2 separate regions of the Mus musculus genome follow, and region 2 is linked to region 1. A link is a loop called in an ENCODE intact Hi-C map of the cell type or tissue named here. Cell type or tissue: heart. All regions are shown on one strand.

What was found. Peaks named below come from ENCODE experiments on the same cell type or tissue, not always from the same donor. Only the 100,000 strongest peaks of a DNase experiment are listed, where the experiment ranks them.
Region 2: a loop joins it to region 1, with 3 times the contacts of the local background. A loop is called at or near these places in 6 of 42 quality-filtered maps.

Annotation. Positions count from the first base shown.
Region 1 is chr11:30,647,839-30,650,338 of GRCm38, forward strand. Acyp2 (acylphosphatase 2, muscle type) reads right to left here and starts at 1,558. Exons shown (of 4, transcript NM_029344.3): 1 at 1,463-1,558. The coding sequence starts at 1,541. In heart, a CTCF peak has its summit at 1,547; a DNase peak (open chromatin) is centred at 1,443; H3K4me3 peaks cover 1,504 bases; H3K27ac peaks cover 1,362 bases.
Region 2 is chr11:30,363,968-30,366,467 of GRCm38, forward strand. No RefSeq gene overlaps it. Among named protein-coding and RNA genes, the nearest start is that of Gm40820, 50 kb to the left of the region's middle. In heart, no CTCF peak of the experiment used is centred here; DNase peaks (open chromatin) are centred at 804 and 1,204.

The sequences.
Region 1 (2,500 bases):
GCACATCTGAGGTGGGATTGGGGATGGAGATAAAAGAAATTCTCATGCATACCAAACAATGGAATAAAATTATGTGGAGAAGGTAGAATGGAAATCCGACTCAAACAGGAAGTAATATCCTCGTTAAAGGGCACACGCCTTTAATCCCAGCACTTGGGAGACAGAGGCAGGAGGATTTCTGAGATCGAGGCCAGCCTGGTCTACAAAGTGAGTTCCAGGACAGCCAGGGCTATACAGAGAAACCGAGTCTCAAGCCCCCGCCCCACCCCCCAAAAAAGAGAAAAAATAAAGAGAAAAAGAAAAAGAAAGAGAAGGAGGAGGAGGAGGAGGAGGAGGAGGAGGAGGAGGAGGAGAAAGAGGAAAAGGAAAAGGGAAAGGGAAAGAGAAAGAGAAAGAGAAAAGAGAAAGAGAAAGAGAAAGAGAAAGAGAAAGAGAAAGAGAAAGAGAAAGAGAAAGAGAAAGAGAAAGAGAAAGAGAAAGAGAAGGAGAAGGAGAAGGAAAAGGAAAAGGAAAAAGAAAAAGAAAAAGAAAAAGAAAAAGAAAAAGAAAAAGAAAAAGAAAAAGAAAAAGAAAAAGAAAAAGAAAAAGAAAAAGAAAAAGAAAAAGAAAAAGAAAAAGAAAAAGAAAGGCATTATTTTTATGTTGAAGACCGGAACCTGCATTACAGGCTTATAAGGACTAGCTCGTCCTTGGTCTGGTACAGAGCAGAGCACCCATTCCAGGGCTTGGTGACTATTAAGCAAGCACTCTACTGAGCTACATTTCCAGTCTCAAAAAGTTTTCTTCTTTTAAATGGATGATATACATTAAATAGTTACAGTATTTATACGCCATTAGATAATTTTCTCAAGTGTATAGACCAGCCTGGTCTTGAACTCAAATATCCACCTTCTTCTGCATAAGGACTACATGCACTACTATGTCAAGTTGCGTTAGAAAAAATTAAAAGAATGTTTTAACGTTTTAAATTACAAATATAAAGATTTAAAGTAAGTCAGACATTATATTCTATGCATCTATTTAAGCTTATAATCAAACAAAAATTTTAAAACTTCACTTAAATGGCCTGGGAGTGTACTTCAGCAATCTAGTACGCAAATGTAAGACTGTGCATAAATATATAAGGTTCAATCTCCAAAACCCAGGAAGGAAAAATTGCTAGCTGGAGAGGGGCTACAACCTCTGACAAAGTAAATCACCCAGTATCATTCAGGTACCCTTGCTTTTCTGCCGCACTTAGGCGTCCCCCACCCCCATCCTATAGGCTTGCAGCGTCCTCTTCGGGAACCCAGGGTGACCTCCCTCCGCCCCGCGCTAGCCCGTTCTCCCCGCCCCGGGCTGCTGTGTCATGGCTGAGCGGAAGTCGCTGCCTCAGTGAGAAGAACCGTCCCTAAAATGGATGGCATAAGCTTCCTCCTCTCCCTCCCACGGCCTCGTCTTGGCATCCCAGGTCAGACCGTACCTTGCACTGTCCCGAACACTTCGTAGTCCACAGACTTGAGCAGCTCGGTCATGGCGGCCAGCCTTCTCCCGAGCAGCATTAGCTGGGTATGTGGCGCGGAGACTGCGACAGCCGCCAGGGGAGGAAGACTTATGGGCTCTGGGACCGACGCCCAGAAGCCAAGACAAGAGCGCGCTGGGTCATGCGTAAGAAGATGGCAGATGACCGTTGTACACAGTGAGGGCGACGGGACACCCGGCGCTCGGGCTCCCTAGCAGGGTGCTCCCTCTCTGCGTTCCCCAGGACCCGGTTCTCTAAAGAAAACGGAGGTCGGGCATGTGAGGGGATTAAACCAACTAATATCTACCCACCGACGTTTATTTGACACAAAAAAGGTTTTGTTTTGTTTTTTCTATAAGGATGAAAATAAGAGGGTGACTTGTTGAGAGGACAGAGCGGGTAAAGTCTAAGTGGGTAGAGATGAGAAGGATAATAGGGGGAAAATTACCAAAATTCATTATATGCAAGGATAAAATGTCAAAGAATTTTTAAGTTTTAGGTGATTTTATATAGGTACACTGTAAAGAATACATAGTATACCCATGGGTACACTGTAAGGAGATTAATTCAAGCTAATTAACTTTCATCTCTGATTTCATTTAAGATTTCAACGATTTTAAATATATATCATTCTTAACTATACTCACCATTGTGCAAATATATGATAATCTCCACTTCATATGAAGAAAATGTGTGCCCTTGAAACAATATCCCCATTTCCAACATCCTGAGGTGGACATTTGAAATGAAGGACCTGCTTAGCTTAGTGGCACAAAGGGTATTTGGTCAGTGTGCTGGCTAGTCTTGGCACAAGCTAGAGTAATCTTAGAGGAGAGAACCTCAAGTGAGAAAATGCCTCCATAAGATCTAGCCATAAGGCATTTTCTTAATTAGTGATTGATGGGGGGGTGGGGGAGGGAGCAGTGGAACCCAGCCAGTTGTGGGTGATGCCATCCCTAGTCCAGGGATCCTGGGTTCTATAAGAAAGCAGGCTGAGTA
Region 2 (2,500 bases), 280 kb before region 1:
CAACTATTAAGGGCAGGTAGATGGCCAACACAAAATGAACTCAATGGCATCTTTGGAGGTTCTTTGTCTCAGAATATTGAGTCAGGGTTTCCCCTACCCCCACCTCCCATCACAAGTATTGAGTGCACGCACACACACACACACACACACACACACACACACACACTCTTCTGGTTTTATGTTTTTATGTGATTCCTGTATGTGTGTGAATGTGTGCCTCTGTGTCTATATGCATTTTTTGTGCCTTTTCTATGTCTCTTTTTCTAGCTTGGTTGTTTTGTACTGTTTGAATTTGTTTGTTTTTATTTTATCTTATTCGTCTTCCTCAGATGCCTGCTTGTTTTCTAAAAAGAGATGGAAATGGTGTGGTTCTGGATGGGAGGTGGGGAACTGGGAGGAGTCAGGGGAGGGGAACCTGTATCAGAATGTATTGTATGTAAAAAAAAGTCATTAAAAATAATCATCCATTTTGTGTCGGGCGTGGTAGCATAAGCCCTAAAAGTGATATGTTTTTATTAGAAAAGATAGTTTTGAATCATAAATTAAAGAAGCCATTATTAAGTGCTAACCTCAGTGCTTCTGCTCAGTTAAAGAACCTGATTCCACTGAAATGGGCAACTACCCAGAGGTTTGCAGAAGAACAACAAGGACTTCTTTTGTATTGTAGTCACTTATTCAAAGATTTTAATTCACTAGTCTACATGTTCATGGCTTAATCATGCTGTGAGCATCAGAACTCCTGACAGCTCTGATCTTCCTGACGTCTGCCCCACACCCCATCCTGTCTGGTGCCTGAGCATGCACATCACCAGTGTGCTGTATCATCAACCTTCTTCTCACTTTCTATTTTGAGGCAGGATCTAGCTAGTTGTGCAGAATGGCCTTGAACTTGTGTCCTTCCTGTAGTAACCTCTCAAACTAGCTGGATTTTCAGGACTGATCCACCAGGCCTGGTAAAATTTCTTCTAGTGAAAATATCATCCTGGTCTTTCTTTTTTTTTTCCCAATATTTTTTTATTACGTATTTTCCTCAATTACATTTCCAATGGTATCCCAAAAGTCCCCCATACCCTCCCCCACGCATGAAGGAATTAAACATTGGTGGATTCATGACTGAGTAGGGAGGGACAGATCAGAACCATTCCCAGTGAATCTATTCCAAGTTGAAAAGCCAAATTCAGTCCCCAGAGATCATGCACTCACGTCCTTCCTTCTGGCTATTCTTGCTGCAGCAGGAAGTCCAGGAGGACCTCCTGTTCTGAGGCAGATCATTAGGGTAGGGATCAGTCAGAAAGCTTAAAGATGAAGTAGAAGAAGCTCCCAAGACTCGTGTGACCTGTCTAGATCCTTCCTCACTAAGTCTCTTTATAGACCTTTGAACTGGTGTTGAAGTCCAGGCTTTCTCATAGAGAATTAATGATATGCATATTTACTTTGTAAGGTGTACAGACATTTCAGTTTTATTCTTGTCTCCTTTTAGTGCTCCAAAGACATTTCCTGGCCAAACTATTGACTAGAAATAGCCCAGTCACTTTTCTTTCTGACTAAGACAAGCACTCATGTTTGAAGAACCATTTACTTCTGTCATTTTCTTTTGTTTTTGTTTGTTTGTTTGTTTTGGTTTTTTGGTTTTTTTTGAGACAGAGTCTCCCTGTGTACCTCTGTGGAACTCACTATGTAGACATGTCTCAAACTCAAAGAAATCCACCTGCTTCTGTCTCCTGAGTGCTGGGTTAAAGTTGTATACCACCACCATACATGGCTCATTTATCTTAAAGGCCTGGTAACAAATATTTATGAAGTAAATTAAAAAGAAAGAATCAGGATTTTATTCTGTTCCACCTCATATCTTTTACTAAATACATTGCACATGTAGGAAAAATGGGCATGTAGACACTTGCTCTGGCTAATCTCAGCCCTATGCGTGATGTGTTGTATACAAGCCTTAATCTCTTTCCTAGCTGTGAGCAGGACTTTGAGGTGAATGTTTGTTACTGTAATATAGTTTCTATGCACTGTAATACAGTACATCTGTATTGTAGTGCCTATGCTTATCAAGGGCATTACCAATGTTTTGGACCAGAGAATTACTTGTTTGCTGGGCTCTCCTTTCCACTGAAGGAAGAATTTAGTAGCATTCTGTCCCTTATCAGCCACCTAACAGTAGGATATGATAAAGAAAGATGTTTTTAGATATTGACATATGTCCCTAGGGTGGAAAGGGACTATTAGTTAGAAACCACTTTTTTATTTTACATGAACAATGACAGGGTGGGGGGATTTAAATCAGTAATAAAATTTTGCCTAGCATGAGGAAGACCCCAACTTCAACCCTCTGTTGTAGAAAATAAAAACAAATATGAATAAAACATAGTTTTATTTAAACAATATTTTAAGCAATATTAAAATTGATAAAAACCACATGTCGTGGTGTGTGTGTATGTGTGTGTTTTCTATTAATATTCTACTACAAGGACATACTGGCCTTTCCCCTGAGTAG